Regions from separate parts of the Homo sapiens genome. Here region 2 is linked to region 1. A link is a contact called in ENCODE POLR2A ChIA-PET data. All regions are on one chromosome and are shown on one strand. Each heading gives the region's core, a stretch centred on a gene start or an enhancer-like site at or near the end of the contact. The rest is flanking DNA. Distances are from core to core; before and after follow the strand shown. Region 1 overlaps LLGL2 (LLGL scribble cell polarity complex component 2). Region 2 holds the start of H3-3B (H3.3 histone B).

The links. ChIA-PET counts read pairs that join two places held with the same protein, here RNA polymerase II (POLR2A).
Region 2: POLR2A ChIA-PET joins it to region 1 with 11 read pairs in BJ. The contact joins the promoter of H3-3B here to the enhancer-like site in region 1. POLR2A ChIA-PET finds 5 or more read pairs at or near these places in 7 of 52 experiments (BJ, HEK293, HepG2 and 4 more).

Annotation. Positions count from the first base shown.
Region 1 is chr17:75,544,283-75,548,769 of GRCh38, reverse strand. The region is part of intron 2 of LLGL2 (LLGL scribble cell polarity complex component 2); the gene reads right to left. Among named protein-coding and RNA genes, the nearest start is that of LLGL2, 21 kb to the right of the region's middle. RefSeq lists an enhancer at 3,262-4,064. Within about 2 kb of position 1,474, at least 4 of the 41 ENCODE cell types and tissues checked have a DNase peak (open chromatin) inside an H3K27ac peak, as active enhancers do.
Region 2 is chr17:75,778,226-75,782,369 of GRCh38, reverse strand. It overlaps H3-3B (H3.3 histone B), which reads left to right and starts at 2,591. Exons shown (of 4, transcript NM_005324.5): 1 at 2,591-2,713; 2 at 3,186-3,323; 3 at 3,407-3,560; 4 at 3,647-4,144. The coding sequence starts at 3,196. The coding sequence ends at 3,775. RefSeq lists a silencer at 3,001-3,270 and an enhancer at 2,899-3,503.

The sequences.
Region 1 (4,487 bases), core at 225-2,724:
TTTTTTTTTTTTTTGAGACAGAATCTCACTCTGTCACCCAGGCTGGAGTGCAATGGCGCGATCTTGGCTCACTGCAACCTCCGCCTCCCAGGTTCAAGTGATTCTCCTGCCTCAGCCTCTCAAGTAGCTGGGATTACAGGTGTGCGCCACCATGCCCGGCTAGGCTGATCTCGAACTCCTGACCTCAGGTGATCTACCTGCCTCAGCCTCCCAAACTGCTGGCATTGCAGGCAGGAGACACGGCGCCCGGCCACTTCTTTGGCATACTTTGAGCTGGTTATTCTCAGAAAGTGCAGACATGGGAGTAGCTCTGAAAAGCTGTCCTTTAGCCGGGCGTGGTGGCACATGCCTGTAATCCCAGCTATGTGGGAGGCTGAGGCTGGAGAATCCCTTGAACCCGGGAGGCAGAGGTTGCAGTGAGCTGAGATGGTACCATTGCACTCCAGCCCGGGCAACAAGAGCTAAACTCCGTCCAAAAAAAAAAAAAAAAGGAAAAAAAAAATTGTCCTTCTGTAAAATAAATTTACATCCACAAAGGAAAGCTACATTAGTCAAGTACAGGCGGAATATCCCTCATCTAAAATGATTGCGAATAGAGGGTTTTAGATTTCAGAATCTTTTGGGTTTCGGAATATTTGCATTATACTTACCGGTCGAGCATCCCAAATCCAAACTTTCAAAATCTGAAACGCTCCAGTGAGCATTCCCTTTCAGTGTCATGTTGGCACTTCAAAAACTCAGATTTTGGAGCATTTCGGATATCAGATTTTCTGATCATGTATGCTCAATCCATATCTGTATCAGGAAGAAGGCTGCTCCAAGGCAACTTTTATTACCCAGGACCTTCTCTGCATAACAAGACAACCTTCATTCACCTACACTTCCTCCCCTCACCTTCCTGTAACCTGGTCACATTCCACCCCAGTCCTCATTTTTTTTTTTTTTGAGACAGGGTCTCACTCTGTCACCCAGGCTAGAGTGCAGTGGCATGATCTCGGCTCACTGCAATCTCCGCCTCCAGGGTTCAACTGATTCTCTTGCCCCAGCCTCCCTAGTAGCTGAGACTACAGGCGTGTGCCACCACACCCAACTGATTTTTGTATTTTTAGTAGAGATGGGGTTTCGCCATGTTGGCCAGGCTGGTCTCTAACTTCAGACCTCAAGTGATCCACCCACCTCAGCCTCCCAAAGTGCTGGGATTACAGGCATGAGCCACTGCGCCCCGCCTCTCGTCAATTTAATTCATAGCCCAGCCAAAGAACCTAGAAGGCTGGAGGGAAGCCAGTTTTTGCTCCCCTACAATGCCCATTTTACAGATGAGGAAACTAAAGAACAGAGAGGCTAAGTAATGCGTCCACTGTGTCTTACACAGTGAGGAAGCATCAGAGCCCGCATCTAGACCCAGGTCATGTGGCTGCAAAGTCCCTGCCCCTAACCACTACCTGGCCCCTCTGATGCCTGGCACATAGCCCTCGGTGAACTGGAGTTACCGCTCTGACAGCCAGTTCCTGGCAGAGTTCAGAGACTGTTCGCAATCACAGATCCTCTGGAAGTACTGAAGCCAAAGAAACAAGACGTCTCCCTCTCAGGACCCCCGGGGCGATGTCCTTGCTCTCTTTGAGGCATCGGGCTTGGTGTGGGTATAAAGGAGTTGAGCCAAAAGGTGTTGGACAAAAAGGCCAGAACTGGTTCAGAAGCCAGTGTCTACAAGCCACCTGGGGTCGAGCTGTGATGGCGCCACTGTCCCAGCTGTCACAGTACCCAGCAGACTGGCCTTCCAGGACCACTGGAAGAGATGACCTGAGTTGCCAGCATGAACACTGTCTGGGGCCTGACCCTCGCCTACACCAACAGCCCACGTGCCGCTCCAGGCTCCAGCCCTGGGTATCCCACCGTCCGCTGGACCTGCCCTCCGCCTGTCTGCTGGACCTGCCCTCCGCCTGTCTGCTGGACCTGCCCTCCGCCTGTCTGCTGGACCTGCCCTCCGTCTGTCTGCTGGACCTGCCCTCCGCCTGTCTGCTGGACCTGCCCTCCGCCTGTCTGCTGGACCTGCCCTCCGTCTGTCTGCTGGACCTGCCCTCCGCCTGTCTGCTGGACCTGCCCTCCGCCTGTCTGCTGGACCTGCCCTCCGCCTGTCTGCTGGACCTGCCCTCCGCCTGTCTGCTGGACCTGCCCTCCGCCTGTCTGCTGGACCTGCCCTCCGCCTGTCTGCTGGGCCTGTCCCAAGGCTCCCCCAACTCAACCTCAAGCCACATGACACCCACCACAGAACGATGCTGCCGGACACTGCAGCCGCCAGCCAGACGTGGCCTTCGATTCGTGCAGGAACTCATGTAGTCCTCACACCAACTCTATGGATGGAGTGGCTCTGATTATCATTATCTCAGAGGCATGTGACCTGCTCAAGGTCACACAGCTGGCGAGCCGGGCAGTCGGCACCACTCACCTCTGGGCAAGCTGCCTCTCCAAAAATGGAGAGCACTGTTGTTGCGATTGTGTCCAAATCAAAACGATCAAAATACATTACTTTTCCTCAAATCTGTTCTTCGCCACTCCTGGCCTGGGCTCCCCCTCCCAAGGCCTGGCACCACCACCTACCCAGGTCAGAGACTTCACGGTCATCCTGCACACCCGCCTCCCCTCCCCATCCCCTCCCTCTTTACTGCCCCATCAGCAGATCTCAGCCCTGAATAGTTCTCTATTCCATGGGTCTCAAACCAGGAGCGATTTTACCCCTCAGGAAACATTCTTGGTTGTCACATCTTGACAGGCTGTGTGTGTATGTATGTGCTACTGGCATCTAGTGGGTAGGACTAGGGACACTGCTAAATAATCTACAACGCACAGGACAGCCTCCGCAGCACAGCCAGCCTCAAATATCATCTGTGAGTGCTGAAGTTGAGAAACCCTGCTCAATTCATGCCTCGTTCCCATCCCCACTGGCTGGGCTTCCAGTCCCTTCCTTCTGGGCTGTCACCTATCTTAGTCGGGGCAATGTCTCCTAACTGCTCTGAGCTTACCTGCCTTGCCCAAAGGGTAAAAACATCTCCAGGTTTATCTTTCCTACATTGTAAATGGGACCACTATTCACTCCCTTGCTCACAACCCCTGGAGCCGCAGGGTCAGATCAGGCCCAGATACCAGCAGCCTCCCTGCTTCACAGCCTGGGCTGGGGAGGGGCAGGGCAGACGGGATCCCAAATCCTCTGGGATCTGGCCTCATCCTCCAATCCCACCCTGCTGGCCCCACCACACTCCCCGAGCCGGATGAGTCTACCCCGCTCCTGAATCCCCTGGGCTCTCCCCTTCCTCCTCTCCACTTCCAAGGCCTGAAATTTCAGGCCATCAGCCTCCTCCCTCCTGCAGACTGTAAAAGTGGAGGGCAGAGGCCTAATCAGATTCCCATAGCCCTGAGCCTTGGGCTGTGGATCCAGTAAGTGCTCAATGCATGCTTCTTGCATATGAATGGAAAGAAGAAGGCAGAGCAGGAGACCCAGGAGCCTCCCTCTGCCACCCCCAGGCCTGGGAGTGGGACAATCAAGTTTGGGGATCACCCCTGGGGGATAGGGGAAAGAAGAAGGGACAACTCCTTGCCCCAGCTCCACCCTAGCCTCACTCAGCTGCACAGACAGAACTTGGTGCAAGGGGGCAGGGGTAGGGGGGTGTTCAGCCCTATTTGCTGAGCCTGTCAGGTTTCTGCCACCTTTTCAAAGCGAAAGACTGGAGGCAGATGGGGGTCACTCAGTTCCCTTCCATCTCCCGTGGACACCGAAGCTTTGAGACCCAGCACCCATAGGCTACTCCCTCCAGAGCAAGGGTAGCAGGCTGTAGGTGTCCTGAGATCTCCCATTCCCAACACCTGCACCCCCATATCCCAAGGCCCAAAAGCGAGCTGGCAGGAGGCACGTTGGGATAGGAAAGCCCTAATTCCAGAGGCAAATGTCCTCGTGGCAAAGCTCCATCAGGGACACCAACTCCTCCCACAGGCTAAGAAACACAGAGAGAAATGGCAGGGCACATTGGGAGCGCTGACCCACCTCTCCCAACGGGGAGGTCAGGGAGGTCCCTCCACCCCACGACCCACCTCTCCCAACAGGGAGGTCACGGAGATCCCCTCCAGCCCACAGCAGCAGCCAGCATTCCTGGGCCACTGTGCCTAGCACTTAAGTTACCTCACCCCACGTACGCCCTTAACAAGCCTATGGTGTGGGCGACAGGCACACGGCCATCCAGCTTCTATGTGGCAAAGTTGGGTTTGCACCTGGGCAAGCTGACTTCTACAGTTCTCAAATCAATAACAAAAATACAACCAAAGAGACTTCCTCATTCTCCACAGGGAGACATCCCTTTTCCAGACTGTCTGGTCTCACATCCACTGCTTCCTTTCGGGGGCAGGGGAGCCCAAACGGAAGCCCCCAACGAAAGCCACATGTCCTGCCCTCAGCATATTGGGAGGGTCCTGGCTCCCCGGGGGAAGAGGATCACAGT
Region 2 (4,144 bases), core at 1,342-3,841, 230 kb before region 1:
AGGAGGCTGAGGCAGGAGAATGGTGTGAACCTGGGAGGCGGAGCTTGCAGTGAGCCGAGATGGCGCCACTGCACTCCAGTCTAGGCGACAGAGCAAGACTCCATCTCAAAAAAAAAAAAAAAAAAAAAAATCGTGGAACACAAAGTGGGGGACCAATTTAGAAAGCCTATTCCTCTTCTAGGCCAAAGTCAAAAAAAAAAAAAAAAAAAAGATGACAAGTTATTTTTCTGTTTGCATCCCAGAGAATTTGACAGCCTCATATGTGTGTCTAAACAGTCCCCTGTTTCTTAACTTGACACAGGTTTGAGAATAAAGCATGAGAATCCACCTAGGTTTCTCTTCTCAGCATGGCATTAATAAAATCATGTAATTTTTCCCTACCTCAAATTTTGAGTCAAAGGCAGAAATCAAAGTTGGTTATCACAGTAAATTTAGGTATATGATGATTAAATACATAATGTGCACGTTAAGATTAAGAAGGCTGGCTGAGCGCGGTGGCTCACGCCTGTAATCCCAGCACTTTGGGAGGCGAGAGGCAGGCGGACCACGAGGTCCAGAGATCGAGACCATCTTGGCCAACATGGGAAACCCTGTCTCTACTAAAATACAAAAAATTAGCCGGGCATGGTGGCGCATGCCTACAATCCCAGCTACTTGGGAGGCTGAGGCAGGGGAATCGCTTGAACCCAGGAAGTGGAGGTTGCATGGAGCTGAGATCGCGCCACTGCACTCCAGCCTGGCAGCAGAGCAAGAGTCCGTCTCAAAAAAAAAAAAAAAAAAATTAAGAAGGCTGAAATAATAACAGGAATTTGATACCAGAGATTGAGATGAAGCTGAGCTAGTTTTTCAAAGTGTGCATTTTTTTCTCATTGTTTGATACTTGACCACTGGTGTGACAAGTCAATATTGAGGTATTTGTACTTACGTACTGTAATTCTCTGAAGGTCAGGCATGGTGGCTCATGCCTGTAATCCTAGCACTTTGGGAGGCTGGGGCAGAAGGATTGCTTGAGTCCAGGAGGTCAAAACTGCAGTGAGCCGTGGTCACTGCACCACTGCACTCTAGCATGGGTGACTGGGCAAGACCCCACTTCAAAAAAAAAAAAAATTACCGGCCAGGGGCGGTGGCCCATGCCTGTAATCCCAGCACTTTGGGAGGCCAAGGCGGGTGGATCACAAGGTCAGGAGATCAAGACCATCTTGGCTAACACGGTGAAACCCCGTCTCTACTAAAAATACAAAAAAATTAGCCGGGCGTGGTGGCAGGCGCCTGTAGTCCCAGCTACTCGGAGGCTGAGTCAGGAGAATGGTGTGAACCCAGGAGGCGGAGCTTGCAGTGAGCTGAGATCGTGCCACTGCACACCAGCCTGGGCGACAGAGTCAGACTCCGTCTCAAAAAAAAAAATTAATTTAGTTGAAACCTATGCATACCTGTATCTGCTACTTTTTCTTTTAATAGTTTAGAATATTTGCTGGACCAGCATCAGAACTATAGAGTAGAATGCCCAAGGCTCTATTTCAATTTTCTGGGCTTTGCTTGGCTAGTCTTAACCTTAAGCCTGCTATGGTATTTTATATACTTGAGGCAACTGAAGAACTGACTATTACAATCTACCCAAGACATTTACTTAGGCAAAGGTAGGGATTAGCATATTTACACATTTGTCATGTTTCTTCAGAAGTAATACCTGCCAGGATATGCTATTAAACAAAAGGGCACATATCTAGTTTAGTTATCTTTTGTTTATTCTTTATGGACATGCAAATACTATAGTAGGACTATTTACTTTCTAGCTGTAGTCATTTCATTCACTTGAAGTACATAATTCAAGTAACATGTTGCTTAGTAAGTTACCTCTTGTTTAAGCATATGGAAATCAAAAAATATTTTGTGACACCTTAAAAACATACAAAACAGTTCCTCTAAAATAATTTATTAACATGTTTATTTGTATTTATTATTTACCCCTTCCCACCCCACCAAGAGACCTGCTTTTTGTTAAAAATGTATGTGCATGATATATGAAATACTTGATAATATAACATGATTTACTGAATTCTAATTCTCACACTACGCACTTAACTATCAAAATATTATGAAAGGTAAATAATCCAGGGAACACATTTTATTTTACATCGGAAAATATTTACAAAAATTTTGTTAAAGTAGCCTCTCTGGGTGCATAGCATTCGCTTGATGCCTGTGAGTTTAGACTCCTGCTCATTCTGATAGAGACCAATGCAATTCATTTGCATTGACTTTCTATTGCAGAGCTTTGGAACCAAGGGAAGGATCCAAACATAGCTCCATTTTATCCAATCAGAAGGGCCGCTTAGTGCTAAACTCTGATTCGTCCATTCCTCTTTGCATCCATCCAATCATTAGGCCACTTTAACAGCCAATCAGCGGCGTAGATATGCACCAATCATGGAACAGTGCCGAAGCACGGCCTTTGTGTCGGGGGATGTCAGCGCGTCGGCGAAAGCGCCCACCAATAGAAAAAGTCGTTGGTGTATGCAAATAAGGGTTCTATGACGCAGAGACGCAGCGTGAAGCGTGCCTATAAAAACGGAGGCGACGCGGGGGCTTGGAGCGCAGAGCGGTTTGGTCGTTCGTTGGGCGGTGCTGGTTTTTCGCTCGTCGACTGCGGCTCTTCCTCGGGCAGCGGAAGCGGCGCGGCGGTCGGAGAAGTGGCCTAAAACTTCGGCGTTGGGTAGGCGTTCGTAGGTTTACCCGCGGCTTCAGGTTCTGCCAACCGTTGGCGCCGCGCGCCGCGGCCGTTGGGAGCCGAGCGGCGGGGGCTGCTCGGGCCGCTGGCGTCGGGTCGGGTATGGGGCCGGGAGGTTTCCCCTTGGGGCTTTGTTCCGGAACTGTGTCCCCGCCTTTTCCCGGCGGTGATTCAGAGGTCCCGACGCCGGGTTCCGGGCAGTCGGGCCTCCGCCCGTCGAGGAAGGGAAGTGACTCCTCCCCGCGCTCCCCCTCCCGGGGGAGGCTGCCGCTCCTCGCAGCCTGAGTCATTAGGGGAGGGGGAGGAGGTTGGCGGCCCTCGGCCATCTGCTGCCGCGAGGTGGGGCGCGGGGAGGCGGGAGGCCCGGCGGTGGGGCCAGGATCTGTTCCTCCCCCCGCAGCCCTGGGGGGCGGCCCGGGTGAGCGCGGCGGCCTTATCTTCGGGGCGTCTTTCTTAGGTGAAAGAAAATGGCCCGAACCAAGCAGACTGCTCGTAAGTCCACCGGTGGGAAAGCCCCCCGCAAACAGCTGGCCACGAAAGCCGCCAGGAAAAGCGCTCCCTCTACCGGCGGGGTGAAGAAGCCTCATCGCTACAGGTAGGTCGGGCGGGGGAACAATGGCCCGGCGGTGGCCGGCTTTGTGCGGCAGCGTCCGCTCACTCCTCCCCTGCTCGCTGCAGGCCCGGGACCGTGGCGCTTCGAGAGATTCGTCGTTATCAGAAGTCGACCGAGCTGCTCATCCGGAAGCTGCCCTTCCAGAGGTTGGTGAGGGAGATCGCGCAGGATTTCAAAACCGACCTGAGGTTTCAGAGCGCAGCCATCGGTGCGCTGCAGGTAAGACAAAGGCCTGGAGCCGGGGGAGGGCTGGGCGGTTTCCGCTCCCCGAGTGGGATTAATAGTGCGGCTCTCGTCCTCAACAGGAGGCTAGCGAAGCGTACCTGGTGGGTCTGTTCGAAGATACCAACCTGTGTGCCATCCACGCTAAGAGAGTCACCATCATGCCCAAAGACATCCAGTTGGCTCGCCGGATACGGGGAGAGAGAGCTTAAGTGAAGGCAGTTTTTATGGCGTTTTGTAGTAAATTCTGTAAAATACTTTGGTTTAATTTGTGACTTTTTTTGTAAGAAATTGTTTATAATATGTTGCATTTGTACTTAAGTCATTCCATCTTTCACTCAGGATGAATGCGAAAAGTGACTGTTCACAGACCTCAGTGATGTGAGCACTGTTGCTCAGGAGTGACAAGTTGCTAATATGCAGAAGGGATGGGTGATACTTCTTGCTTCTCATGATGCATGTTTCTGTATGTTAATGACTTGTTGGGTAGCTATTAAGGTACTAGAGTTGATAAATGTGTACAGGGTCCTTTTGCAATAAAACTGGTTATGACTTGATCCAAGTGTTTAACAATTGGGGCT